Linked DNA regions of Mus musculus: region 2 is linked to region 1. The links are chromatin loops, found by intact Hi-C in ENCODE. Cell type or tissue: left cerebral cortex. All regions are shown on one strand. Links, peaks and the distances in the headings refer to the core of each region. The heading gives the core; the rest is flanking DNA. Region 1 overlaps Fbxw11 (F-box and WD-40 domain protein 11). Region 2 holds the start of Npm1 (nucleophosmin 1).

What was found. Peaks named below come from ENCODE experiments on the same cell type or tissue, not always from the same donor. Only the 100,000 strongest peaks of a DNase experiment are listed, where the experiment ranks them.
Region 2: it touches region 1 in a loop (5-fold over the local background); 3 of 42 quality-filtered maps call a loop at or near these places.

Annotation. Positions count from the first base shown.
Region 1 is chr11:32,729,185-32,744,594 of GRCm38, reverse strand. Fbxw11 (F-box and WD-40 domain protein 11) reads right to left here. Exons shown (of 13, transcript NM_001271347.1): 6 at 13,122-13,259; 7 at 10,977-11,095; 8 at 9,208-9,457; 9 at 6,115-6,233; 10 at 5,329-5,439; 11 at 4,330-4,408; 12 at 1,951-2,136; 13 at 1-65. The coding sequence ends at 1,975. Among named protein-coding and RNA genes, the nearest start is that of Gm35723, 45 kb to the left of the region's middle. In left cerebral cortex, for the core only: no CTCF peak of the experiment used is centred there; a DNase peak (open chromatin) is centred at 6,649.
Region 2 is chr11:33,150,500-33,165,909 of GRCm38, reverse strand. It overlaps Npm1 (nucleophosmin 1), which reads left to right and starts at 2,704. Exons shown (of 11, transcript NM_008722.3): 1 at 2,704-2,988; 2 at 4,283-4,362; 3 at 4,685-4,804; 4 at 4,989-5,082; 5 at 5,470-5,576; 6 at 5,915-5,976; 7 at 8,862-8,919; 8 at 9,163-9,246; 9 at 9,806-9,907; 10 at 11,850-11,924; 11 at 13,058-13,412. The coding sequence starts at 2,931. The coding sequence ends at 13,096. RefSeq lists a promoter at 15,243-15,410. In left cerebral cortex, for the core only: no CTCF peak of the experiment used is centred there; no DNase peak of the experiment used is centred there; H3K4me3 peaks cover 332 bases.

The DNA of each region.
Region 1 (15,410 bases), core at 2,667-10,666:
AGCTGTGAACGAACTCCCTTAGGCATGTGATAGCCATATAGCCAGTAGTTCAAGACCAGGAAACCCTGAAGAAGAAAGGAGAATGACATTATTTAACTAGACAAGACATGGAAGGGTCACAGAGGGCAGGTTCAAGAAGGAAAGGGGAAGACGGGGGTAGAGTGGGGTGTCAGACCTCCTCCTCCATCCCTTCCCCGTGTCATTACACTTTTCTGACTATGCCTGGTGAGGAGCTCTGTGTCTTCTGCCTCTGTAAACCTCTAGAGTCATGTGCTCTGAAGACATCACTCAATGACTACTACCAGGTGGGTTTGTCAATGGACTTACAAAAGTTCTTCCAAGAGAAAGTAGTGGGGAGATGACTGTGTAGGCAGAGATGGTGTGGACAATGGAAGGCCAGGAGCAGTAAACCTTCTGATGGCCTCCCCCTCTAACCCCCCACAGCAGATGTCACCAGCCCACCCTGCCCTGCAGTCCTTTGGGGTCCACAGCCACTCTAAAGGGAGCCCTCACCTGTCACTACTAATGAAACCCAGATGTTCGCAGCAGCACAGAGCGACCGTTCCTGATGCGCACCAGACCCTTAAAGCACTGCACAGGAAGTGGCTGACATGTGTGAGTCCCAGCTCCTCAACTATGCCACAGTGACATGTGACAAATGAGCAAGGTAAGCTCCAATCACACGGATTTTATGGAGGTTGGAATTTTAATATCACAGAGTTTTTATATGGCATGAATTTTTAAAATATTTTTCAAGTGTTTAAAGTGTAAGATCTACTTTTGGCCTGCACTGGCAGAAAAACAAAGCATACAGTGGGTCAAATTCAATGCTTGGCTACAGTGTGTTAAGCCCGAGCAAGGTAAACTTCTTGAGAGTCATTTATGGGACTCAGAATCTAGACTAAAAAATATCTGAAACAGATTAAAGGGGTGTGCCAGCACCACCTAGCTTACTCTTTAGTAAGCTAGAAAGTACATAATAAAAAGCTATAAAGAATTAAGCAATGCTTTTTTTTTTTGAGACAGGGTTTCTCTGTGTAGCCCTGGCTGTCCTGGAACTCTCCTTGTAGACTAGGCTGGCCTCGAACTCAGAAATCCACCTGCCTCTGCCTCCTGAGTGCTGGGATTAAAGGCATGCGCACCACACCCGGCTAAGCAATGCTTTTTAACTAAGAGAATTTAATCACAAATCTTTAAACAGTCACAGAAGTAAGGGTATTTATGAAGTGGACAAAGCGGGATGTGCGCAGAATCTAATGGATCCCGGCAAATCTTCCAGGTAGGAATATTGTTCCCAGTAGTCATGGATATCTGGGATTGGGCAAATCGGGCTTCTCTCTTTCTATCTAAAACAGCATCTTGGTGAGCAAAACAATCTGTCACCAACAGTATGACAGCGGCTCTGTAACTAGAGCGGAGGATTTGCATTCTGAAGCACCTGTCACGCCTCACCATGAAGAATGCACAGCATAATTAAGTGATAGCTCCTTGTGGAGATGGTAAAGCAGAGTGGACTTGGTGATGGGAAGAGGAATTTTGGATGGTCCTGTGTGCGCGCATGCATGGGCATGACTACACCCATCTGCCTGTCTGTCTGTCAGCCACAGAACTGAAAGACCAGGTAAAAAGGTTGATTTCTGCAATCCAAAAATCAAACCTGAAAAACTATCCTGGTGTTAAATGGCTATGATCATGAAGGAACTCATTTAGGTAACCAGTTTTTTAAAAACAGCAACCACAGACATCACTACCTGTCAATGACGACGAGAGAGCCCACGATGTGCAGGGCTCTGTTGGGAGCCTATTGAGACCTTACCTGCTAGTCTGGTAGATGCTTTCATTCACATCACTAAGGAACCTCAGTTTCCTAATTCCCAGAGGGAAGGCAAAGTCCAGAAGTGAGCGAGGTCTTGAAGAGCCCAGGCAGGGCTGGAGTTTGAGCACACTCACCAGATTGGGCCAAAGTGCAGGCTGCTATCTGGAGATATAGGTGTAGGTTCTGGAGGGAGAGCGGGTCTCATTCTGGGCACTGGGAGGCACATTTAAGAAATCCCAAATCAAAATAGTGTCATCATGGGAGCTGCTGATGATCTGAAACTCATCAAACTGCAGCCGAAACACACGTCCAGAGTGTTCCTATGGAAAAGCGGCTTGGTTAACATGTAGGAAGGATGGCTTTACAGCCCCTATCACCAGAGCTGGGATTTAGCTCAGGCGGGAAAGTCAGCACTTTTCAATGCCTCCTGCGTGGTCCCCCCTCCCCCCTCCCCCACCCACACACACACACTGAGCCGCATCCTTTCCCTGAGAACAAATGTTCTGCTTTCTAGAATATACGCCTCTAGGTTTTTCTTTTTCTTTTTCCTTTAAAAAAAAAAAAGATTTATTTATTTATTTTATGTATATGAATACACTGTAGCTATCTGCAGACACACCAGAAGAGGGCAACAGATCCCATTACAGATGGTTGTGAGCCACCATGTGGGTGCTGGGAATTGAACTCAGGACCTCTGGAAGAGCAGTCAGTGCTTTTAACTGTTGAGCCATCTCTCCAGCCCCTAGGTTTTTCTTTTTTAAATTAAACATTATGTCCTACATTATAGCCTAGTAATGTGAAGAAAAACAGAGGCTGTCAGAGTAATACCCATTCAGGATATACTGTAAAACTAGACTCAGAAGGGCAAAGTTGCTATAAACTTTTTTTTTAAGATTTATTTATTTTATGTATATGAACACACTGTAGCTGTCTTCAGACACACCAGAAGAGGGCATCAGATCCCATTACAGATGGTTGAGAGCCACCATGTGGTTGCTGGGAATTGAACTCAGGACCTCTGGAAGAGCAGCTGATGCTCCAAACTGCTGAGCCATCTCTCCAGCTCCCTATAAAATTCTTTAAAAAGATGACCAAGAACATCTGTATTAAGTCATAGCAGTCATCAAAATTCATGGTGAAAGTAAGAGTGGCTCTTACAGTGCTGCCTGCTGTAGTCAATGCAGATACAACTCCTGGGCCTAGAGAGCATGCTCAGTAGTTAACAGTACTTGTCGGTCTTACAGAAGGACCCAGGCTCAATTCCCAGCACCCACTTGGCGGCTCACAACCATCTTAGTTCCAGTGGATCCAACAGATTCACACAAGGTGAACACATACCTACGTAGGCAAATTGTTCATACAAATTTATTTATTTGAGAGAGGATTTATCTGTGAAGATTAGAGGTGTGTGTCACCAGCATGGCCCTAAAGATAATTTTCTAAAAAGAAACAAAATTGCTGAAAAATTTCAAGAAAAGCCTATCACTATTTTCAGATGTCTCTCAAAGGAAAACAAAAATTCCAACAGAAGCAGCCTCAATATTAGAAATCAATAGCTTTAGTAATGTTAAAAAAGATCCACATATCCAAATAAAGTATTTACTTGGTCTTAAAGCAAGCAAGACATTCTGCCATGCCACTGACATGGAAAATCAACCACCTGGAGGTCTATCAGAGTCAGTGGATAATAAAGCAGACACGGGCAGACACTGACCCCACAGACTGGCACCTCACAGAAACGAAGCAGAAAGAAGGGTTCAAAAGTGAGAGATGGGGAAGGCTAGATGAGAGAAGGGTGGACAGGTGGACTGAATCCAATGCTCCTCAGAAGGCCCAAAGTCTCACTCACCCAGACTGCAGGACTCCCTGCCAATCATCCACCCCACTATAGAGTGACCAGGAAAATGCATAGTGTTGGGTACTTCAAAATTTGTTAAAAGTATATGTAGCCAAGGTCTTATGGCCTCAAATTCACGATGTAGCCAAGGATGACCTTAGACTCCTAATCCTCCTGCCTCTGTCCCAAGAATTGAGATTAAAAGTCTAAACTACCATACCATACTTGGTTTTTAAAAAAACGGATTTTTAATATTTCTATCAAAGAAATGAAAACTGATATATTCATTAATTTGTTGACAATTTTTCTATAATGTATATTATAGACCAAAGTATCACACTATTCTCTTTGATAATATAGTTACTAATTTAAAATAAATTTTAAAAATTAAAGTGTTTCTATGTGCCAAAGGAGCCCATATAATAGAGACTGGGGGAGGAGGGGAATTAGACCTTAACAATTTACTACTGTGCAGTTATAAGATATAACACAACTGCACACTACAGAACCCCTAAGGCTCCAGGAGAAATGAGCACAATCATGAGGGTGCCTGCTCACCTACACAGGACCCTGCAGCAGTGTAAATGAACTATGTTCTGGCTGGCCAAAAATACCTATACGTCTCTCAAAGTGTGGTACAAGACACACGCTTTCCCCACCCCAACAAATCACATACCACCAAGGTGCGCAGACACAATGTGCTTGCTGGGGCCCGAGGGTCAAGAGCAGCCTGCAAGTCCCAGACTTTAATCTTCCTACAAGGAAAAATGAGACTGGAATTAATAAAAGAGTTAACATTTTCTACACTGTGAACATACCCATGACAAAACAGTTCACTTGAAAGGTCTACAACCAAACCCAACAGGCGACAGGCTGGTGTTTCTAAGTTTTTGAACTTAGACTTTGAGTGTTTGATTTTAGAAAAAGAACCTAACCCCTCTCAGAATCTCTGAACCCTTAAAGGGATATTACTGCTAAGGAGGTGGACAGGCAGAAGACTCAGGAGTACTTAATTCACTTCCTAACTTAATACCTATGTTACAAAATTCAATATTTGGGGGACTAATGAGATGGCTAAGATGCCTTTCTCCAAATGAAGAAATGGCTAGCACACTAATGCCCCACTGACCAAACATATATAAGGCAGACTGGGACTTACAGCTTCCATTAGTCATTGAGAACAAAAGGAGAAAAGAGGAATTTTATTACTGAGTTCATGGGGGAAGGGAGTGTTTCCTGGTTTATTTATAAAAGAATGGAATTCCCTATAGTTTAATCTGTATATGTGCGTATTTGTATGCATTTGTTTGGTTGGGGTGTGTGTGTGTGTGTGTGTGTGTGTGTGTGTGCCGCACACACACATGTCTGAGAACAACTCTTCTGGAGTGAGTTCTCTCTCCTTCACGTGGATTGAACTCAGGTTGCCAGGCTTGTGCAGCAAGCACCTTCCCTAATTTTTGTATTTCTGTTAATGGTTACAACACAAGCGAGTCTTCAAGTGCCTGGCTACAACACGATTGAGGCAGGCTTTACTTCAGCTTCCTGGATCTGAGCATCCTCACCTGACCCACTGCTATGACAGATCTTTCTCATAGAGTTCTGCATTCACATTGCTGTTTAATACACAGCAACTTTGACAAGGCTACAGCCATGCTTGTGCAGATGAAACACATACCCATCATAGGCGCCACTGACAATCCTCTTGTTATCAAAACGGATGCACCGGACCAATTCTTCGTGCCCCTCTAGGACTCTTAAACAGGCACCACATTCAATATCCCATAACCTTGAACAAGAAGCAGTCATCTATGAAACAAATTCTCTCACATGACTCACGCCCTCCTCAATTGTGTACCCCTGTTCTGTGCAGGTAAGTCTGTCTATTCTCCTTGGATCCCATATTCCCATCTCATAGTTCATACAAACCACTAAATCTAACACTTGTGCTTTCACACTAATTTAGGCAGGAAACTCACTTTCTGTTATATTTTGTTTTATACAATTTGAAACCTTTAAAAGCCATTTTCTATTTAAATCAAATCATCAACAAAGACATTTCAATTATGCTTAGTCCCTGGGAATTTTCCTGGTGTTTCAGCTGATAAATCCACAGAGTCCAATGGCTTCGGAAAAGTTTTTCTGGAGATGTGGACATGAGGCAGGAAATGAAACAAAACAAAACAAACAGCAAGGAAGGGCAGGGAGATGACACACGGGCAGCGACCCAAGCCCGGAGGTCTCCAATCTTGGCAAAGCTCAGTAATGGCTCCTGTGCACTGGGTGCCAGGGTTATTTAGTTCCTAAGGAGTGGGCCTTGGACTCAAGTGTCTTAGAAATACAAAGCCACTGGCCATATCAAGCCTTCTCCTCTGCATGATTCACAGGGTATAAACTGATTCTGGAGTGAGAGACTTTTTGTTTTTTACAATGGTTTTTGTAAAATAAACTAATTTCTACGCACCGGATGGTATTATCTGATGATCCACTAACAACAAGCCGGTCGCGGTACTGCAGACAGGCGATGCCTCGCTTGTGCCCATTCAGAGTGCGGACAAACTCACATGTGCTCGTGCTCCACACCTACAGGAAGGCAGCAGTGCAGTTAGGACGACACCTTCAGAGAGCGTGGACAGGAACATGTACCCTACCATCCTAGCATTCAAGAGACAGTGTGGCTACAGAAAGGAGAAGGATCGCCCAAAATGTCCATCTGTAAACTCTCTTCTCATTTAATGATAGGCTGAACGGAAGTTGGCCACTGTGAGTCTTCTTGGCCGAGGGGGACAGAGTTGGAGTAAAGTTCAGGGGAGTAAAGAAGCCTAAAGTCTGAGATCTTCACAAAGGCTCAGGCCTTTCTGTGGAGGAAAGAGTCTGTGGCAGATGTTATGTTTCCATCTAGCTCACGTCACACTCGGACGTGCCTCACTATCTGTATCTCCCCTTCTCACCAGTTTCTTGAGTGGCACCATTTATTTTGCCAAATGACTCATAAAATATTCCATACAGGATTTAAACAGCCTCCTCTTGTGAGTCTGTCTGTAAGATGCAGATGCTCCCTGGCACACTTTCTACAGGGTGAGCCAAATGAGGACACACACAGTGGCCAGAGTCCCGAGTGAGAGCGACAGCAGCATTTGTAGCTCAGCAGAATGATGAGCAGGCATTTCTATGCCCATCCCAGCAAATGGAGTTGGACCCCCAACCCCATGCCATACATAAAAATTTAATTCAAGGAGATCAAAGATCTAAATGGTAGAGCTGAAATTATACAACCCTAAGGGGGGAAAAACAAAGGAGTTGTTTTGTAAACCTCTAGTGTTAGGCAATGGTTTCTTAGGTATCACAACAAAAGTTCATACAACACAAAAAAAATTTGATAAACTGGATATCATCAAAATTAGAGTTTTTTGACATCGACAAGTGAAAGAATGAAAGAAAAATCATTTACCTGATTAAGGGCCTCTTATCCATAGTGTATAAAAATGTTTCCACCCACCCATCTACCCATCCATCCATCTATGTAATGTGTATGGATGTTTTATCTGCATGTGTATATCTGTGCACCACATTTGTGCTTAGTATCCTTGGAAGCCAGAAGAGGGCATCAGATCTGCTAGAATTAGAATTAGAACTAGAACTAGAACTAGAACTAGAACTAGAACTAGAACTAGAACTAGAACTAGAACTAGGGTTACAGATGGTTGTAGCCACAGTGTAGGTGCTGGAAATTGAACCTGGGTTTTCTCCAAGAGCAGCAAATTCTCTTAACTACTAAATGTAGAGGAATGCTAGGGTGGGGAGGCAGGAGTAGGTGAGTGGGGGAGCACCCTCATACAAGCAGTGTAAGGGGGAAATGGGATAGGGGGTTTGCAGAGGGGAAACTGGGAAAGAGGATAACATTTGAAAAGTAAACAAATAAAATACCCAATTAAAAAAAAATAAGCCAGGCATGGTGGAACACGCCTTTAATCCCAGCACTCGGGAGGCAGAGGCAGGTGGATTTCTGAGTTTGAGGCCAGCCTGGTCTACAAAGTGAGTTCCAGGACAGCCAGAGCTATACAGAGAAACCCTGTCTGGAAAAAAACAAAAAACAAACAAACAAAAAACCAAAACAAAACAAAACAAAAAATTAAAACTCACCCAGAAAAATAAAACTATCTAAGTTTTAAGTGGACTTAAGATACATTTATGCAGAGCAGGTACAGTGACCAACAAGCAAGCAAGCACCACAAGCCACCATAGAGTAAAAGCAACTCGACAGAGCAGCCTGCATCTCAGGACAGCTACAGGTCAAAACAAGACAGTGATGAGTGTGGACAGGTGGCGAGTGGAGCAATCTCCCCACAGAGGTGACTTCTAATCAGGCCCAAGTGCTCAGCTGTCAGGGCTGATCTTGTGCTGACTCTTGGCATATGGCTAAGTTATACACACAAAATCCACTGTTCAGCTCTCAGACACCTCCAGTTTCATGTGATATAGCCCATGATTTGTAGGGTGAGTTATCAGGGAACAGAGCTGTCCAGTGCTAACCATTAGAAATCCTTCAAGCCAGCACAAAGTCTCATGCTGGCAGGATCATAACATGGGACAACAACCTGAAAAACCATTTGCAGTTTCCTGCGCTGTTAGTCAATTTAAGAGAACTAAATGAACGTGCAAAAATGCATGGGCAAATGTTTATAGCAACATCATCCATGACTGCCAGAAAAGGAAACCAGCAACAGTCCATCAGCACAGAAGGGGAATACAAAGTGTGATCCAATTAGAGTAAAGATGAATTTGGCCACCAGAAGCAACAAAGCATGGATCTGTGCTGAACCCTGTATTACATGAGAAAGCCAAACACAAAGGGCCACATAGCTCATTATTCTGTTTACATGAAATGTCAAGAACAGGCAAATTCAGAGACAGAGGGTAGAATGCTGAATGCCTGGAACATCATGTGGAAGCAGGAGGGCTGAGTGAATGTTATCAGCATGGACAATGTGTGAAATGTCACAGAATCAATGTAATTAAGAGATAACATAGATATGGGAATCAGAACTGAATTTCTTACACCGGTGCTGCAGGTTATCTTAGTCTACAAATTGCTGGTCTCATGATTGCCTTCCGTCTGCCAAATAAACTTCTTGAAGACAGGGACACGTCTTGCTCATCCTTCTTTCTCCAGCCATCTAACCAGCACACAACAGCAAGCTCTCAGCAGTCAAAAAAACCAAATCTAGGCTCCACATGATTAGTTTGAGCCATGTTTGTGAAACAGAGACCTATCCTAAAAAAGTGTGTGGGCTGGTGGATGAGATGACCTGTATAAAACTCCTATACACAGCACACTCAGGGTGACTAGCCATGGAGCTCATGAAATTTGCAATTGTTCTCTACTGGGACCAATGGCTTTTTCTTGCCTTGCCCATGGCTCCAGAAGCATGTGGAATGGGAAGATCTGGTATGAATGCATAAAAAACAGACCCTGCCACCTGGTGTAAGCCATCTCTGCCTTTTCTCTGCTGTATAGAGATGGAACAGTCAGGATGAAGACAGCAGACACACTCACTTTAATGGTCCTGTCTCCTGAAGCAGACACGATGTATTTATCATCAAAGTCTACTACATTGACAGCAGCACGGTGGCCAACCAGAACACGGCGTAAAGTGATATCGGTGGCAGAAGCCATGTCCCACACGGCAATGGAACGGTCCTTGGAACAAGTCACCATCAGTCCATTGCTGAAGCGTAAGTGCAGTACGGCTTCATTGTGGTGGATGAGTGTGTTGAGCACCTCACCAGTGTTCACATCCCAGACTCTGGAAGAGAACAGAAAGTTGTGATGGTAAAGCCAGGGAAAGGTGACATGTGGGCTCATGCCATTCTTGCTGTACCAGGTGTGTGGTAGCACCAGCAGATCCCTGGCAGCAGCCTCCTTAATACTGATAAATCTAAGATGCTCTTAAGAAGTTAAATCTGGCTATACACAGGTTTATCTCACACTCTAAGAAATTAACTCAGAGATGTTTTCAGGTTTGTACCAATGACAAAGACAATCCCTCAAGACAGCAGGCTTTGAGTGAGTCTGTGATGACAGGAGTCTGACAGTTCCCACTGGCTTCTGGCATGCTGAGGAACCTGCTGCTTTCATCTGCAAACTAAGCTGTGGCATTTTGTCAGAGCACTTTCTGTCTGACCCAAGACATGGGGTGCACAGGTGTAGCATCTCTAGAAAAAGCTCCAACATCCTAAAGGATACTGTCACAGACCAAAAGATAACCCTGAAGGCTAAACAGTGACCTGAGGCTGAAGCAGCAGCCTAGAAGCCAAGCAGGGGCATGGGCAGCAGCTGTGCTGTGGGCAGGGTTAAACAAAGCCTGACAGTGTGACAGTAACCAAAAGGGGACATCATAGAATCCAGAGGTAGAATGAGCAACTATCCTATGTCCTGTGAATAAGCGATTGTCTCTAAGCATCTGAATCACATAAGATTTGCTGCTTTCCACTCCTCATCCCCTGTAGTCCCCCTCAGTCTAGCCAGCCTTGGCATTATGATGTCCTTTTCTCTGTTGGACTCAGTCACCTTGCCTGCAATCCTGAGACATGGGGAGGAGTGCTTTCCCAGGAGCACAGGAGCATATCTCAGTGACGCTCCCTTTTTAATCTTTGATACCCAACTACTAGTCACAACTCTCTTATGCAATGTCTTCTCCACTCTATCCTGGGTTGACAACTAAAAACTAAAGCCTCCACCATTAATGCCTTGTCTTTATAAAGACAGTCACAGGTTACTTAAACTCAAGGCTCAAAATGCACTGGTAATTTGACTCCCGGGAAACTATTTAACTTCTTAGTTTTCTAAGGTACCAACACAGATGAAGATAATGCCTAAAAGAACTCAAGCAGATATCCGTAATCAAATCTATCATCTCTGGCTCTCAGAGCTCACTTTCCCAAGGGTCTGCCAACAGCCTGATTTTCTCAGTTCCTGCATCCTTCACACTTCAACAACAGCGGACTTCTTCCCCTCTGCTCTGTTGGCAGGCTCCTAAGAACAGGAGGAAGGTAACAAAAGGCAGTGTGATTGGCTAGGAGAGCATAGTGCCATCTCTATACAGCATGAAGAGGAACAGGACACAGCTAAAACTCAGCCTCCTGCTCTATCTGCTTAGTACAACTCCATCAAAAAGAACCTGGAGATACTACAGTAAGTTAAAAATATGTCTAGAACCACAAATATGTGTGCATGCATGTGGATATGTATGTGTGTACAAATCTCTGAAGAGGGTACGCATCCTTGTCTCCTCAGGACTTTGTCTCTGAGATCAGAGCACTCACCTCACCGTGGAGTCTGAAGAACCAGTTACAATGACTCGCTCATCATACTGGAGGCAGAGGACAGAGCCTGTGTGGCCCGTTAGCACTTTCAAACATTCCAAGCTGCTTTTATCCCAGATCTAGTGAGACAAGATCAAGCACAGCAGCAGTTTAATACACACACTCACACACAGATTCCCACGCATCTTGCACTCTGAATCATCGAAGAAACACACAGTGTGTAGGAAACAAGATGAGTCTCAAACAGGTAGGAAATGACAAGAGGAGAAGAAATGGGGCAACACCTACTCGCATGCAGAATAGTCACACGGCTTTCCTTATGGTGTATGTAGCCCTTGGCCACTGTGCTCAATCAGCAGCTTGAGAAAGGGGTTTTTTTATAAAGTCTGGAAAGAGTCTCTAGTAAATAGTGACAGCCTCTATGACGGCCTTTTAGAAACACATACCCCCCCCCCTTATAGCTTCAAAACTTTAAAAATATAGAGCCTTTGTTCTCTCAAAATCCCAAACAATGAACCAAGAGTTCTTAGTAAGAAAATGTTACAAAGTCAAACTAAGCACTTAAGAATTGAAACAGGTCATGAGATGACAGAGCGGGCAGCTTCTGGAAGGGAAGGGAAGCAGGGCCTTAAGAACAAACGGCTCCTCTCAGGCCTGAGCTCTTCCTTCCCTTCCTTCCTCTTCTTCAGAGCTGCTCTTTCAGAACAGCACACACTGAACCAATCCTCCTCCATCGGGCAGCCTTTTTCACTCTGTCATGGCTTGTTAAGCAAATTCTTTTCAATGCTTTAAAGTTAGCACACTACCTGGGCACCCTGCAGCTTACCCACGCCCACTGCAGAACACCTGCTCATTCCCAAGGCCTGCCTAGGAATTAAGCTGCTGCAAATGTGTGCAGGTTTGGGGTGGACTAAGTTTTCGACTCCTCTGAGCAAATACTAAGTAATATAAGCACTGGATCATATGATAAGAGTGTTTACTAAGAAAGCGCCAAACTGCCTTCCAAAGCAGCTGGCCCACTTTCCATTTCCACAAGCATGGGATGCAGGCTCTGCTGGACTCCTCCCCTTCTTCCCGGGCCCTAGTAGTCACCACACTAATGGAATTCGATGCTTCTCCCAGATGCTTCCCTTTCTTTGAAGGCTGACAACATGGCCATCTTTGTAAATGCTGCTTTGCTGGTTAGACACGCTCTTTAGAGCTCTATCTACTAAGGTCTCTGCCTGTTTTTAAAATGTGTTTTATTTCCTTATTGTTGGGTTTTTATAGTTTCTACACACTTTAACTAGGACTCCCTCATCAGATGTCTTTTACATGTATATCCTGTCAATCTGAAGCCTGGATTTTCTCTCAGAGCAGAAAACTGACACACTAATGAAGACTACCCCATCAATTCTTTCTTCACAGACCATAGTCTGGTATTACATCTGCAATGTCATCCCTAAACCCAAGGTCATTTTACCATACGAGGCGGCAATCCAGCTTCCAGGTTTTCACTCACTCAACTGATCTGAACTTAACATTCCAGCAAAACCTTGCACACGTGTATTGCTAGAGGTTTCATTTACAATTCTGAGGAAGTCCCAAGCAGCATGCACATCCTTGAGAACTAAATAGATTACCACACTATGATGTACCCAATAATATGGAATGCTACTTCACAACAAGAAGTAATGAACTACTGCTAAACAAAGCAGGAGAGTGAGGCTAAATGCATCTGAACTGAGTATAACAAGTCAGTTCAAAAATCTGTTACATGTTATACACTGATAGGAAGGGCTAGATTTTATACACACACACACACACACACACACACTCTCTCTCTCTCCCTCTCTAAATACAGTGGTGGGAAGGCCACTGGGTTCCTGGGTATGAGGAGAGCCTGAAGGAACAAGACAAGTGAATGGGGGGGGGGGGGGGGAAGAGATCATAAACAGAGAGGATGAGTATGAATGTGCTCAGAGACACGTGAGATCAGACAAGGGCGACAGTGCTGGTTCTGGTTTCTTCTGAACTATGAGAACTGCTGATGCTGAGAACAGATAAAAACCTATCAGCAGTAGTAGAGACTGCCACACAACAGCACCTTACCCCTAAGCACCACGTGTATGTATTATACTACAATAACACAGATCAGTAACTTGCCTTGATAGAGTTGTCCCGGAGGCCACTGATAATTTTGTCATCATCATATTGCAAACAGTAGACACCCTTACTATTTTCAGAGCGGCACTGGATCCTCTGCAAGTTGTGTCGTCCACACCGCCAGTTGGATTCTATGGTCTGGAGAAAGGAGGCAAGAGGTGGGGTTTTGTGAGCCAAATGTTCTGTAAGGTTTAACAATCTGGTATTGCTTCCCACCAGAGACCCCCAACTTTTCTCTTTTCCCAATAAAACACTAGACAACAATGTTTCTTCTTAAACCCTCCCTGCCTACCTGGCAGGCATTATGGGATTTCCAGTGAGCTCTGGGTTAGATTTGAAACAGCCTAGACAGAATTCAGTACGTTTAAAGAACATCCCTTGCCCCCAAAATACAAACAGTAACTCACTGAGTCACTTCCTAATGCCAATTAAAACACCTGGCAAAAGACTGCCATATTACTAAGCACTAACTGAAGCGTTGCCTGATCACTGAAAAGACAGGACATTGTGCTAGTGCATCAGTTCTAAGCTCCTGCCAGACTGAAATCACTGTAAATAAGAATTAAAAAAATAAAAAGGGGAAGGAAGGAAGGAAGGAAGGAAGGAAGGAAGGAAGGAAGGAAGGAAAGAAGGAAAGAAGGAAAGAAGGAAAGAAGGAAAGAAGGAAAGAAGGAAAGAAGGCAAGAAGGCAGGCAGGCAGACAGACTGGTGGTGGTGCATGTCTTTACTCGCAGCAGAGGCAGGAGGATCTGAGTTGGAGTTCAGGCTGATCTACTGAGGGAGTTCCAGGACAGCCAGAACAATAGAGAAAACACCTCCTCCCCACCCCACCCCCGCATCTCCCACCCCCTATGTGTGTGTGTGTTTGTGTGTGTGTGTGTGTGTGTTGGGGGGTGTCCACTTCTCTAACATCATGTGTTGTTTAATGGGCTGTTAGCATATTCCCAGTATCAGGAAGTATGAGAAAGATCAACGAGAAGCATACTGCATTCCAAGGAGGCATAAAGCCAATTATGAGGGCAAATACTTGGAATCTAGAAACTGAGACACAAGATGTCAAGTTCAAAGCCTGCCTAAGATGCATATCAAGATTCTTCCTACACAGCTGCATGAGCACACATTCCCCCCACCACCACCACCCCCCTTTCCTCACTTTTAATGGTTAAGCTTAACTTTTTCAATTTTGGACTTAAAATGCAAAAACAATAATATAGATTCAAGAGGAACTGTATTTTGAATTTTGATCCTTTCCCTGGCTAGCCAATTGGATGCTGTATGACAGTAGCAAGCCGTGACCAGCCACTACAGCACAAGAGGAACACACCTGGAATCTACAATGTGTTTCTCAAGTAGGTCGCTCAGCAGGTTAAGGACATTTATACACATTTCAACCTACAACTTAACATGAATTTATCGGATGTAATCCCACAGTACACTGAGGAACATCTAGACTCTGAACTAAATCTGCTTGGTTAAAGATTAAGCCAATAATCTTGGTAGTGTTTCTCATTGTTTTCCTTTATAAATAAGCAAAGAAAGAATTTAACCTGCTGCAAACTGGATTAGCTAGAAGTTACACCCAGTTCTGATCAGCTACGAATATATTCATCAGTACAAAGGATAGTCTTAGCTCTTAGGTAGAGAACACAGAACACAAACATACAGTAACAATCCAGGGCACTCTCTGTGTCAAAATAAACAAACTCTGGCTACAGGATCTGAAAGGCAGCAAGGGCACCCTGGCCTGAGACCATGGCCCGGTTCAATGAGGAAGTAGGGTGTGCCCACCAGAAGACCCAGCCTCAGGGACTATCCAAGATTAAAAGCCATCAGCCTCTAAGACTAGCTGATCTGGATTCTTAGACTTTGAAACCAGTAGACAGCAGGTACAGCTGTCCACACTCAACTTTTGAGTCCAGGTTGAAAGAGGATCTGTGAGTAGCTAAAGCACTAGAGTTTGCTGTTTGAAGAAGGTAAACCTAGCCTCTCCTCACAATGCGGCCCAATCACTGGTCAAGAGTCCTCTGCTCTGAGGCCTGCATTCTTGTGAACTCTCTAAAATGCTAACATTCTCTGAATGCTAGCCAACACTGTCCTATGCTTTATACACTGTCATCTCTGGGCATTCAAAGGGAAGTGCTCTACAATCTAGCACAGATACCTAAGTCTATGGTGTAGATCTTGTAAAATAACATAATTACATAAAACAGCATAATTTCTTTTTTTTTTAAAGACACTCCCCACTATATAGCCAAGACTGGCTTTAACTGTCAATCTTCTTGTCTCATT
Region 2 (15,410 bases), core at 3,977-11,976, 420 kb before region 1:
ACAAACTCTGGAGATAATATAGTAACTTTAAACTATTGAAAGAAAAGGTTTTGTTTTTGTTTTTCAATACAGGGTTTCTCTATATAGCCCTGGCTGTCCTGGAACTCACTCTGTAGACCAGGCTGGCCTTGAACTCAGAAATCCGCCTGCCTCTGCCTCCCAAGTGCTAGGATTAAAGGCGTGTGCCACCACTGCCTGGCCTGTTTGTTTATTTAAGACACTTTTTTTTTGTTTTTGTTTTTTTTGGTTAAGCGCAGGTATGTGGGCTGCGACATTAAAAGTATGGTCCGGGGCTGGAGAGATGCTTCAGTGGTTAAGAGCACTGACTGATCTTATGAAGGTCCTGAGTTCAAATCCCAGCAACCACATGGTGGCTTACAACCATCTGTAATGACATCTGACACCTTCTACTGGTGTGTCTGAAGACAGCTACAGTGTACTTACATATAAATAATAAATAAATCTTAAAAAAAAAAGTACGGTCCATCAAAATGGTATACTGTTAGACACAATTAAGCTTCCAGGACGAGATGTTTGTTTTTTGTTTTGTTTTGGTTTGTTTTTTTCGAGACAGGGTTTCTCTGTGTAGCCCTGGCTGTCCTGGAACTCACTCTGTAGACCCGGCTGTCCTTGAACTCAGAAATCTGCCTGCCTCTGCCTCCCGAGTACTGGGATTAAAGGTGTGTGCTACAACCACCACAGCAGGATCTTGAAATGGAGATTTCTCAAATGGCTTTCTTTTCCTATATCTTTATCTAAGAGAAACTTTATCTAAGTTTCTCTTATAGGATACCTTCTTGGCTACTGTCTACAGATATACCCAGAAGCTCATGGGGTATTTCTCTTTTCAGTTTATTTTTAATTGATGTAAAGTGTATCTATCTATTTATGATGTATGGCGTACTTGGGAATATGTATAATGCATTGAATGGCCTAATCAATGTGAGTCTGGACATTTCTTCTCATATATCTGTAGTCATGTGGTGTAGTATGAAATACAGTTGTATAGTTGTCACTTGGTATCCACAAGAGATCAGCTAATTCCAGGATGATTCGTGCCCACACCCAAATATGCAGATGGGAAGATGTGTATTAAATAGCATGCTGTGTGTGTGTGGAGACAACTGTTGAAGCTGGGCATTGGCCATAGGATTCTGTTTTTATGTTTTAAAGCATGCTAAAAACTAATAAAAGCATGGAATAAAAAAAAAAAAAAGATAGTATTTTGTTGTAAGGTAATATACACAGCTCTTACTCATTGTACCTAAGCATGTGGCATCATTCAGTGACAACTAAGGCACCTAAAGTTTCGGGGAGGCAGGAAGAACTGAGTCTCTGTGTAGTCCTGCCTATCCTGGAACTTGCTCTGTAGACCACTGGTCTTGAACTCCTGATCCACTTGCCTGTGCCTCCAGAGTGCTGGGATTAAACCAGCATGAGCTGCATTTAAATAAGCTTCAGAATCCAGAAACAATCAAACTGTCTGGCTTGCACAGGCTCAAGGGGTATCAATGCTTCCTCCTGCACCTTCTCAGTTTGGATGGTCAAATTCTGTTCACCCGTTCTTTCCCACACTATACCCAGTCTATCTCTGTTTATTTTATTATTATTATTATTTTGGTTTTTCGAGACAGGGTTTCTCTGTATAGCCCTGGCTATCCTGGAACTCACTCTGTAGACCAGGTTGGCCTCGAACTCAGAAATCCGCCTGCCTCTGCCTCCCGCAAACTGGGATTAAAGGCGTGCGCCACCACGCCCGACTTTTTTTTTTTTTTTCTCTGTTTATTTACACACACAATTCTTCCAAGTTTCATGATTTTTTCCTTATAGTTGCAAACTGAAATTCACATATTGACAGATATCTCCGAATTTAGGATTTGATACGTAATGGGCTCACATGCATTTATATCTGACACGTCTCTGGAGTCTACAAACATTGGTACCATTATCTACATTCCTCCCCCAAATTCTTAAATATGCTAGCTCCATGTTGAGATAAAAAGATTAGGGCCGCTGTCAGAAAGCACCCAACGCTGAGGGATGTTCGTCAGGATTCATTTTAAAGCGCTAATTCCCAGCCGAAGATTCGTATTAAGGCTCATGAATTTCTAAAAAAGCGATAGGCCTTCATTTGGAATGATGAAGACGGCCTGCGTTTTCTCAGTTCTGCACGCTCTAAAGTTTTAGAAAGATGCTCTTTGGAGGCGACTGACTGGGTTTCTCTTTGGTCCCCAAATGACATAAAGCTGATAATTTTCGTTTTGAAAATGCTGCCTCAGAAAAGAGGTGCAAAAGCATGGCTGCGGGGAAAGTAGCCTAGATCCAGCCACTCCGCCCTGGGCTCCTGAAGCTACGTGAAAACGAAGAGCAAGCCTTCGAGCAAGCCAAATCCTGAGGTGATTATGCTTGTTCCAGGCCTACGGGGAACGGAGGGTGGAGAAAAGAGACGCTCTGTGGTTCCCTGGCTGCAGCCGCCATCTTTCAGGGTGGGCTGCGCACGCTCTCGGCCCTGGGCCCGCGAGCACGAGCGGAGAAGACGTGGAAGCCCTGAAAACCCAGAGCGAGGCCACAAAGAGAAAACGCGCCTGCGCTTGGGCGACAGTAGTGGAGGGACGGGGCCAGAGACGAACGCGCGTGCGCAGTGAGAGCCCGCCAAGCACCTGGAGGAGGAGGGGGGCGAGGTACCTAGGCGTGAGGATGAAAGGCGCACGCGCAAAAGCGCGACTGTGCGGGGAGTGGGAGGGATCCAGAGGAGGCTCGCGGAGGCAGGACTAGCGCAGATCTCGCGAGATCTCCTGCGACCATATATACGTGCGGAGAGCCCGCGTCCTTTCCTTGGCGTGATTCCGTCCTGCGCGTCTGTTCTGTGGAACAGGAGGCAGTTGTTTTCCGTCCGGCTTCTCCCACACCGAAGTGCGCGCCTCCACCTCATGGAAGACTCGATGGATATGGACATGAGTCCTCTTAGGCCTCAGAACTACCTTTTCGGTAACTGACTGGAGGGGGAAGCGTGTGCAGGGCCTGGTGATGGGGGGGGGGGCGGGAGCCCAGCCGAGGCCTGGCGTGTGGGGAACGCGGCGTAGGTGGAGGCCGGAGAGCAAGGAGGAATCTCCCAGGCCTTAGAAGCAGCGGCCTGAACACTAGGAAAGCCGCCGGAAAATGGGGCGGGAGCGGCCCAGCCTGTAGCCTCGGGTGTTAGGAGCGGCCGGCCGGCCGGCGAGGGTGCGACCTTGCCTGTGGCGCGAACTTGAGAGGCGTTTCTCCTGTGCACGAAAGCCCGCACGGTCGCTTCCGAGCTCCTTTTTTTCCTCTTGTGTTGAGCCACGGCAGGCGGCACGGGAGAAAGGGGCCTGTGGAGCGAGGCGAGGCCTACCTCCGCCCTGTTGGGGAGGATACATCTGCAGGCGCTGGGCTTTCCAGGGGCCGCATCTTGTATTCTGTGGCGACCGAGGGCTTCGCCCAGTAACGGGGAATGGTCCGAGCAGGCGCCCTGAGGCAGAAGGGGCAGCAACCCCTAGGAGCACGTGGTTGCCACGTGGTTGGGGGTTAGGGAGGGGGTGTGGGCTCTACATCCGGGCTCTCCGACTCTAGCCAACCTTCAGCCGTGGGATCTTGTGGCTTAGTTAAAAGTTCTGGGAGGGAAATGTTTATTTCATAGCCCGTGGCGTATGGGTTTTTGAGATCTTTGTTCATATCTTTCAGTATCCACAGTGATGGAGCCCCCCCTTTTTAATTTGCCTCTGGTAGGCGGAGTCAGCATCACGTTGCAGATAGCTGTACTGATGGCCCACGTGGCTTAATGTTAGGAGTACCCTTAAATCATCTACCTGGCTCTATCTAGAACTACTTTTTCTTGGGGTGGGGAGAGGGAAGGATCTGTTGAACAGACAAGATTCGCTTTAGCATCAAGGCTTTTGGGGATCACATCTATAGTCTTGCTGCCTACCCTACACCCAGTTTTTGTTTAAAAGAATCAGTTTGTTTTTCAGTGATTCACGTTTTAGCTTTTTAACAGTCCTGAGATTAAAGGAACAGTGAACTCTGCCACTCGTTCATTAATTCTAGTAGTGTTTATACCGATTTCACCATACTACTTTAAAGAGACTCATTAAGTCTACTGTGGAAACCAGCAATGTTGCCTCAATGTAGTTAGTACTATGAGAAAATTAAAGATTTTTTTTTTTAATGTTTCATTTGAGTTGATTTCACAGAACTTTAGGCTTTGGGTTTTGATGTAAGTATCATTGCTAGGTTTGCTTTCTTGTTTTTGTCTTACATACAGGCTGTGAACTAAAGGCTGACAAAGACTATCACTTTAAAGTGGATAATGATGAAAATGAGCACCAGTTGTCATTAAGAACGGTATGTAAGCTCTGAAACTTAAAAACATTTCAGACATTTCCTACTGATGAACTAGGAGTTTAATCCCAGAAAAGATAGGGGATCTTTGTCACTTGTAATTTTGTATAGCTTGGTCACTCCAAGGTGCTAGATAGGTGCTTTGTAGAACAGTGCTTGTTTTTAATCTGCCAGCTTTATTCATTTAAAGGAACAGTTGTGTATATGGTAATTCTGTTGTGAAACGCTTCAATTCTAATTCTAATGGTGAGATGACTAGTTTTCTTTTCGTCAGTAGTGGTGAAAAGCCACTTTAAAAGTTTCTTTGAAACATTTTTATTCACAGGTCAGTTTAGGAGCAGGGGCAAAAGATGAGTTACACATCGTAGAGGCAGAAGCAATGAACTATGAAGGCAGTCCAATTAAAGTAACACTGGCAACTTTGAAAATGTCTGTACAACCAACAGTAAGTACATTTCTAAATTTTGGATTTCATGTTGGTTCAGGTCTCTTGCGTCATTTGGGGTCAGTGTCATTTAGGTTTTGCAAAGACGTATCTTTTACCAAGATTATTTCTGCTGCTATTATAAATAGGTTTATTTCATTGTAGAACTTGCTGGTAATATCTGTTGTAAAACTCTTATTTTTAGGTTTCCCTAGGGGGCTTTGAAATTACACCACCTGTGGTCTTACGGTTGAAGTGTGGTTCAGGGCCTGTGCACATTAGTGGACAGCATCTAGTAGGTAGGTTTTTTTTTGTCATAGTTTTCAATATAGGCTAGCTTTTTTAATATTTTAAACATTTGTATCTTTGCACATCTGCCATGGAATGCTTGTCCTGGTCAGACAAGACAATTTCCCTAGCATCTTTAATTGCTATCACATGAGTTCTGGGGATCAATCTAACACGACGAATGTGTTTGGTTGGGTTCAGCTATTCAGGACCCTATGACCAATGAGGCTATCTTTCAATCTAGACTTCCATTTGGACTGTCGTAGTTCTACAAAGACCTGATTTCTGTCTTTAAAATACAGTAAATCTTTTCTGTTCATTTGCTACCTTTAATGGAATCTTAAAAATGCTATGGGTTACTTGTTCTTGTCGAGTTAGTATGTCTAATTCTATTTTAGCTGTAGAGGAAGATGCAGAGTCTGAAGATGAAGATGAGGAGGACGTAAAACTCTTAGGCATGTCTGGAAAGCGATCTGCTCCTGGAGGTGGTAACAAGGTTCCACAGGTAAAGAAAGGAAAGATCTTTTTGTTTGTTTTTTGTTTTTCAAGACAGGGTTTCTCTGTGTAGCCCTGGGTGTCCTGGAACTCACTTTGTAGAACAGGCTGGCCTTGAACTCAGAAATCCACCTGCCTCTGCCTCCCGAGCACTGGGGTTAAAGGTGTGTGCCAGGAAAGAGTTTTAAAAAGTATTTCTGGCTGGGGGTGGTCTACAAAGTGAGTTCCAGGACACCCAGGGCTACACAGAGAAACATTGGTATCGAAAAAAAAAAACAAAATTTCTGGCATTTACTTTGGCTAATCACCAAAATTTCTCTTGCTAATGGATGCATATTATTCTTTCAGAAAAAAGTAAAACTTGATGAAGATGATGAGGACGATGATGAGGACGATGAGGATGATGAGGAGTAAGTATAAGTACTATGATCTCAAAAACTTGATCTTACAGGTACTTGTAAGGGTTTAGGAGGATTGACTTGCCAGTGGTTGATGTTTGAAAGTAAAAGATTTTGACCTATGATTCCATGTTTGCCTTACAAACAAGCTATTTATTGTATGTGGGACATTGATGGGGGGGTTGAATTAATTTATTTTTTTGAGACAGGGTTTCTCTGTGTAGCCCTGGCTGTCCTGGAACTCACTCTGTAGTTCAGGCTGGCCTGGAACTCGGAAATCTGCCTGCCTCTGCCTCCCAAGTGTGTGCGCCACTGTGCCCGGCTGGGACATTGATTTTTCTTGGGAGTTATTGTTAGGAGTAAGATTTTATGTGTTCAATATAAGTAACAGCTAGATGGGAAGTATGGAATTCGTTAAAAATATTTTTATTACATATTTTCCTCAATTACATTTCCAATGCTATCCCAAAAGTCCCCCATACCCTCCCCCCGAAGTATGGAATTATTATTTGTAGTCTTATATTTGTTACCTTCCTGTCTTATAGAAGTTCTGGAATTGGTCAAGTATATTCTGAGCTAAGATAACTGTTCAAAGCAAACTTGGGAACTAGTCTTCATTATATTGATTACTGTATTCATAGTGGGGACATAGTAAGGGACAAATAATAGTCTTGAGGTTATCAGGGTTAGTAGTTCTTCTGGTGTGATAATGGTTCATCATACAGAGATGATGCCCACGAGAATAAAATGATAGCTGAAGATTATTTACTATTTAAGTTGGAGAGTTTAATCACATTGCCAGAAAGTTCTGGATCAAAGAATGCAAAGAGGCTTTAAACACATACTCTGTATACAAGCCTATGGATTAAAGTCCTGGATCAGATAATTCAAATTGTTTGATTTCAAGATTGACTTTATATATTTCATTGTATATAGTTTAACAATGTTTGGGGAGTAGCCAGGCAGTGGTGTCGCATGCACTTGGGAGGCAGAGGCAGGTTGATTTCTGTGTTCGAGGCCAGCCTGGTCTACAGTGAGTTCCAGGACAGCCAGGGCTACACAGAGAAACCCTGTCGAAAAACCAAAAAAAATTGGGGAGTAGAACAGATGAGTGGGTTATATTGCAAATAATGACATTTATGCAGAGATTTTTTTGACTATTTTGCCATTTAAGAGCTTAGAAGATAACCCTGAGGAATGTTGTTAGAACTAAGTATTGAATGCTGCTGTACTAAAGGACAGATATATGTGGTCTCATAAGATGGTATTGCCTTTTGGTTTTATTAGACATTTTTATTTACATTTCAAATATCCCCTTTTCTAGTTTCCCCTCTGAAAACCCCCTATCCCCCTCTCCATGCTCACCAACACCCATTCCTGCTTCCTGGCCCTGGCATTCCTCTATACTGGGGCATAAAACCACCAGCATCAAGGGCCTTTTTAATCTTAAGGATAAAATCATTGGAATAGTGTTTTGGTGGTATGACTGATACTACTACATGGTTTAGGATAGAAGAAAAGAGTAGTTTTATAGAAATTAGTATTGTTTCTGGTACCAAGCATCTACATGGATTGGGTGTAAGGTAAGGTCATTTTTATACTAACCTGTAGTGTTAAATTACCAAAACCACTGGATTTACATGTAGCAGATCCTAACAAGAGAGAATCTCCCCACTGAAAAGGTAATTTACATGAAGTTCAAACTTTTGACTTTAACACTAGTGTGGAAAATGTAGTCACTGTTGGTGATTTTGCTTACAGACTTTGTATGAGCAATTGGACATTATATACTTAGGTATAGACATGGAGATGTTTCAGTGGCCATACTGAATGTGATTTGCCCCCTTCTAAAAAATCACAGTATGCCTGAAGAACATTTTGTATTCCTCTTAAAGCAAGTGCCATGTGACTTTATATCATAATCTCAGCTCTAAATTGGAAGTGAGAAGCAGCACCCTTTTTTGAGCTAGGACGTTACACTAAGTATTTGGAGGTGGACTGTTGTTAATTTCAATCTGGCAGCTTAATTCCAGTGCCACATATATATGTCTTTAGGAGGAGCCAATAAAGTTAGCCTTGTCAAACACTGCACATAACACATTGGAATGAAGTGTAAGCAGAAGCATCTTTACAGTAAGACAGGTAGAATCAACAAATGTAGTAAAATTTTTACTATAGAATTTTTGATCAATCTTTGGCTACATTTAAATTATTTGAGTATTTTGCAACATTTCATCACCACCATTTCGGTCTGGCTTTGATTTTTGACAGAATTGATCCCTATAGTTTTTAAGGGCTGAAAAGTCATGTGCATGTGTCATTGACTGTAGGTATTTGGGGTTGCTGTCACCACCTTGTGGGAGTTCTTCCTAAATTTACCTCTTGAAGAGTAATGTGTGAAGCAGTATCTTTGTTTGGTTTATTCCCTAGGTGACTAACAGTCTTACATGTTTACTGACCATATGTTTGGGGAGAAATGGTCTGTTCAAATTTCTTGCATAAGTAATTAGTATCTTTGCTCTAGTTACTGGGATATGTAAAAGTTAATCCCTACACTGCAGAGGAGAGGACACTAAAGGCATATATGTACTAACACCTGGCTAAATGTTAACTCTAAAAAGCCTAGTTTCTTTATGGTTTGGTACAAAGCTGATTTGGTTGAAGCTATTTATTTACTAATAACATTGCAAAATTAATCAACTACACAACCCTTTGAAACAATACTCTCAAGTATTATATAAAAATGTTTGTTAGGTTTCTTAAGTATTGATCCATTCAAATACTGGTGCAAATTCACTTTTATTAACAATTGTGCTACAGTGGATGAATATGGTTTAGTTCTTTTGTAAAATTGACTAAAAATTTAAGTTCTGTGTGTTGGCTTATTTCATTTATAGTGATGATGATGATGATTTTGATGAAGAGGAAACTGAAGAAAAGGTCCCAGTGAAGAAAGTGAGTACATGAGATACTATGAGGTTTATCATGGGTAGCTAGTAAAAGGATGGGAATTTCTTAGTGCTAGTAGTAAAAACTGGCTGAATTGATCTTAAAAATTGGTTCTGAGCTAAACAGGAAAATTTGAGAACGCTATCTGTATGTGAGTTACAATTTATTAGTTTGTTTTAGGACAGTTTAATCTGAGTTGATCTCTACTCTGGAGAGGGCATATGGATTAAGGCCATTTTCTACTTGCAGTCTGTACGAGATACCCCAGCCAAAAATGCACAAAAATCAAACCAAAATGGAAAAGACTTAAAACCATCAACACCGAGATCAAAGGTAAGTACCCAACAACAGACCTACTAAATTCAGTGCCTAAAAAAACTTTGTGCTTTGTGGTACTTAACCTTGCCTACATAATAGACTATAGTGCACACTAAGATAGCCCAATACATAAATTTGTGAAGTGTGTCATGTTCTGTGGTGGATTCCAAGGTTGACTTATTTTGTAGACTTGTTGAATTCTGACCTGTTATAGCTTTCACGATCTGGGTGGTGTGTGTGTATTTGTAGAGGTCAGGAGTTGTCTTAAGAGGCTTGTCAGGATTGATTGACTTTATTTTGAAGCATCTCTTCCAATCTTTTACTTTAAGATTTATTTATATAAGTACACTAGCTGTTTTTCAGACAGATGGTTGTGAGCTACCATGTGGTTGCTGGGAATTGAACTCTGACCTCTAACTGCTTATGCATCTTCAGCCCTCTAGTCCTGACAGGCTTTCTAGCTAGGAACAATTAGCAACTTCTCTGTGCTCTATAAGGGATTTTAGGGAGGAGGGAAATCTTGGTAATTACTTTGTTAAGAACTGTACTAATAATCTTTGAAAACTTTTTCCAGGGTCAAGAGTCCTTCAAAAAACAGGAAAAGACTCCTAAAACACCAAAAGGACCTAGTTCTGTAGAAGACATTAAGGCAAAAATGCAAGCAAGTATAGAAAAAGTGAGTAAAATTAACCTTTGAATATTAGAAATTCTACTAATGTGGGAATTTGGGTTAAAAGTAGATTATAAGTAAGAATATTCATAAATTACTCCAATAAAATGTATAAGGGTACTTTTTTTACTGGGGTTATGCTGTAGAACAAGCAGAGGGTGTTTTGTTTTCAGTAAAATTAAAAACAGCTGGAAAAGTAAGAGTAAAGTGGTTGGCTGCCTGAGGTTATTTTATAGCTAAGAAAAAAAGAATCACCTTTAAGTATTTCACAACAATTTGAGTTATTTCTGTGCCCTCTGTTCCAAAGCTCCCTCAGTCCATGACCTGAAATTTGTGTGTGTGGCTAATAGGCTTTCATCTAGTTTGAAATAGAATTTATCTTTCTTGGCATTTGGCTGGGACTAAATACATTTATATAAACCTGGGTTGTGTAGAATGGAATAATACAAATGATTTTTTTTTTTTTTGGAGAGCTAAGTTTATCTCCATTATGATTCTAACATGTGAATTACTTGAATACATGTGGAATGTTATGCAGATTGCCCATTCTTTTTCCTATTTTTTTCCTGTCTTGTAGTTCTCACATGGCTTCAGAAGATTTTCTTCCTTTGTGCAGCCACAAATGGATTGGAATTTAGCACTTGGCAGCACATTTCATATTTCTTATTAAACTGTAAACTTAAGTTTCCTGGTGTCACTGATTTATTTTTTATCCCTTGCATACACTGCTAAAATGATGCCCCTCCCCCCCATTTTAATGTGGTCCTATCTCCTTGGTTTAATTGCAGGCGCATTGAACATTCCTGGGCACTACTGGTAAATTAAGCCCAAAGATGGGGAAAGAGGAAAAGGAGAAACAAATATAGTACCATCAACAATCCAGACATCTCAATCCCCTTTCCTGATTGGCCATCCATTCCCCCTTGCAGGCTGGAAGCAATCTTGTTTTTCCTAAAGCATTTTTCTTTTACTTTTGTGATGCAGAAAACTACTTCTCTACCACTTGTGCATATGCCTCATTTCTTTGACCATGTTTTAACCTTTGTATCCTTAGCTACTCTCAATAAATTTTTAAATGAATCAATAAGGATGTATGTGACAATATTTTCAAATTACCGTAGTGAATTATTTTCTAGGTGATGAAGGCAATTGAGTACCTTAATACTCAAGGTGATTCTGGAATTTGGAAGCCTTAGTCTTGCTAAGTGCATAGAAATGCAAAAAGGTTAAAATTTAGAGAAGTGGATTTTATATGAAATAGGGGATAATCTGTAGTGACACTTTATGCTGATAAGTTAACATTTGCATTGCAGTATCTTAATTTGTAAGAATTTTGGCAGCAAAACTTGCTGATAATTGTGGTTTAGTCTACATTCATAATTGGAAGCATGCCAAATCGATGCTACAGTTAGTAATAAGGTACCTACTTTTAAATCCCTTCAATTGCGTGCTTTCCTAGGTAATTGGAAAACACTTATGAACAGGTCGTATCTAATTTGTTTTTTGGTGATAGGTGATAACATGAATTTGTATATTAGGCACCCAAGTGGCTGTACTTGCATGCCAGTAGAGCCCTCTGTAGTTTAAATTGGCTGTTTGGAAGGAACTGGGCATTAAGCAATAAAAAACCATGGTCTTTCTGGGTTTGGGCCCAGAGTTGGTTTTTTTTTGTTGTGTTTTGTTTTTCCAAGACAGGGTTTCTCTGGCTGTCCTGGAACTCACTTTTGTAGACCAGGCTAAACTCAGAAATCCGCCTGCCTCTGCCTCCCAAATGCTGGGATTAAAGGCGTGCGCCACCATGCCTGGCTTTAATGTTGGTTTTTAATCAAATGGGAATGTTAAAGGGTTATAGTTTGTGTAATGGCATGTAAAACTTTGGAAGTTTTTTCTAATGATGTCTCAAACAATTGCTGTTTGTCCTTAATAATGCTTTTTTTCCCCTCAATAGGGCGGTTCTCTTCCCAAAGTGGAAGCCAAGTTCATTAATTATGTGAAGAATTGTTTCCGGATGACTGACCAGGAGGTAACTGAATTTTCTGTGGACGTGACCAAATCTAAAATTTTCATTGATTTATTATGACTTTTAGTCTCAAGTTGTTGGCTCCTTGTAAAAAGTTCCTAACCACAGACAGTACTTAAATACATGGAAAGAATTTAATTGGCAGACTGAGCAAATAATTTTTTAGTGCACATTTTTCCCAGGTTTTAAATAGTTGGTAAATTATCTCTTGGTTACTGAACTTAGTTTTACTCTTAGTAGTGTATTGGCTAAGGAAATAGGATATGGTTTTTATTTGCTCCATTTGGCTGCTTTACAGTCTGATGATACTTGGACTCTTGGAAGTGGTAGTATCTTCTCCAGATAGCAAAGGAGGGTAAAATTGGTAGAATCAACCTAGATGGGTTAAAGCCTCTTGCATGTCAAGTTACTGTTATGTTTATTGTGGTATTAGGATACTTGGGCCATGCAAGGGCAAAGCACTACCAGTGATCTCTTCCCAGTGGTATGAATTTACAGTGTTAAATAGTAAATATAATGGGTTAATGTTAGACCTTCTGAATGAACAGTTGATTTAATTGGTTTCATCAGTATTGGCTATAGAGGTGTCTATTCAAAAAGAATTAAAAGGAACAATATAGCAGTAGAGTATTAAATGATAGTATTGCCTATTTAAATTATAGCTCCCAGGTTTGTAGTCAAAAGTGGTTAGGATTGAGGCAGACTGTCAATGATTGGAAGTAGTGATGTCATCAAATTCAGTCCTTTCGTGTTAGCTACAGATTGACCTAAGTTTTAGAATTCACCACTGAAGAGAATACTTGATATTTTTAAGTTTTTAGAAACATACTGGCTTGTCTTAAGTATGTCCCTTTGGGTTTTTCTAGGTTGTGATTTTTTTTTTTTTTTGCTTTGTAATACTTTGCCTAGACTTTAAACATTCTCACTCAAATTCTGAAACCTAAATAGGGCTGACCCACAGGCTGAGGAGGCAACACTGGCCATAAAGTATTTAAGCCATTTAATTAAGGAAACTCATGCTATGAGTTAATTCTGTATTTTTCCTTTGTAAAATGAAAAATATTTAACTGAAGAAATGAAATTTGTTTAATTCTATAAAGTTAACATTTCTTTACCATTTTTTTCCTCCTTTACAGGCTATTCAAGATCTCTGGCAGTGGAGGAAATCTCTTTAAGAAAAGGGTTTAAACAGTTTGAAATATTCTGTCTTCATTTCTGTAATAGTTAATATCTGGCTGTCCTTTTTATAATGCAAAGTGAGAACTTTCCCTACTGTGTTTGATAAATGTTGTCCAGGTTCACTTGCCAAGAATGTGTTGTCTAAAATGCCTGTTTAGTTTTCAAGGATGGAACTCCACCCTTTACTTGGTTTTAAGTATGTATGGAATGTTATGATAGGACATAGTAATAGTGGTCAGATGTGGAAATGGTAGGGAGACAAATATACATGTGAAATAAACTCAGTATTTTAATAAAGTAGCACTGTTTCTATTTGCTTATTTAACTCTCATACTTTGAAGTTAACGTTAGTGCCCTCATTTCTGAGCAGAATCACTGTTCATACATTCCCATTTAGGAACTTAACACTTAAAACACACCTTTCCTCTATTGATAGCCAATCTGTTGGACATAACCATAGGATTTATTCATCCTGTTTTGCTGTGGTATATTGTAACAATGCATGGGAAAATACATACTTAAGAAAAAAACTCAGTGGATAGTGTCTTTCACAAACACTCAGGCTATCTGTATGGATGCTTTTCTTGAATCCTTTTAAAATCTGGTTTGGAATTGAGTCTAAAGTTGCCTAGCAGGTCATATGGGGTAGGTTAAAAGAGGTATGGTATAGTTTGTCTATTCCTGCTCAAGTTTGAAGTAACTTTAGTCAAAGGCTGCTTCGTGCCTGAACCTTTTTTTTTTTTTTTGGTTTTTCGAGACAGGGCTTCTCTGTATAGCCCTGTCCTGTAAACCGGGCTGGCCTCAGAAATCTGCCTGCCTCTGCCTCCTGAGTGCTGGGATTAAAGATGTGTGCCACCACGCCTGGCTCCTGAACCTCTTTATAGTGAGGAAATTCTATACATATAGGTGTATAAAACTATTTGGTAACAGATTAGACTAAAATCTGCATATTAAGCTGAATATGCTTGAATTTTGCATAAAGAATGCTTTGATAAATACTTGCTTAGGGTGATTATCAGTGTGAATGTAATTTCACAAATGCATATGGTAAATGAGGCCAAATCAGAGTTACCAGGAGCTGTAGGAGCAGATTTTTGTCTAGGCAGACTTAAGCGCAGACCTAGTCCATGGGCTGGTTTGTGTGACTGTACAGGATGCAAAGTGATCAATGTGCATAGCTGCATGGAAATAGTGATGCTTTGGTGATAGTCATGTGGTAATCACGTTTCATACAGAATATGGTAGGCTATTGATATTGAATACATTTTTTAGAAGAGGTAACATTTGAATATTGAAATCTTTATGGGAGGAGAGATCTAAGATTTTGAAGCTGCTTTTGTCTAAAGTTAAAATGGAGGGAACACCACTTTAACCAAGACTAGTCCTGTTCTATACAAGATGGTCCTGCCTGCTTGCTAACTTGTGAAAAATGTTTACATATAAGTGGGAAGTATGAAACAACTGCTTGGTTATGAAAAGGCAAAATACATGTCAGTTTTTTTTTTTTTTTTTTTTTTTTGGATCTTTCAAGACGGTTTCTCTAGCCCTGGCTATCCTGGAACTCACTTTGTAGACCAGGCTGGCCTCAGAAACCTGCCTGCCTCTGCCTCCCAAGTGCTGGGATTAAAGGCCACCACTGCCCAGTATCTCAAAGCTTATTAAGCTTTGCTAGGTAGCCCACTTGTGACTGAACTGTAATTTCTGTCTGCAGTGCAAGCTGTTGGTGTAAACTACTTGTGCAAGAACTACAGAGCTCAGTTAAAGCAGTTTTTGCTGGAGCACAGGCAGAGAAGTTATGCAAACTGAACAAGAGTAGCTTTATGTGGTGTTGTCAAAACATGCAAGTACCTTGATTTGGCTTAAGGAATCAAGTTTTTTTTTAGGTTTGGGACTTAGTGGGGTTTGGATTCTGGGAATAGGTTAAAATTGCAGGCTATCAACCAGTAGAATAGTTGAGTCTTAGAGACTTTAAAATTTGCTGGTTCAGTTAGAAGTACCTGGTTTGTTTTTGTTGTTGGTGGTGAGATTATTCTCCATGTAATAACCCTGGCTGTCCTGAATTTGTAGACCAGGCTGACCTGGAATTCAAATTTTCCTACCTCAGCTTGCCCAGTGCTGAGATGATGTGCATGCCACTATACCTGGCCAAGTACCTGTTTTAGTGGTCAAGCATGTCTAGTAGCAGCAGGTGACTCACTGGATTCACTGGAAGGGGCAAGAGTCCTGTGGAGCACTGTAGAGGGAGATTAAGAGGTGATTGTGATTTGTCAAAATTGATGCATTAAAATGAATGTAAACCTTTAAGAAAGA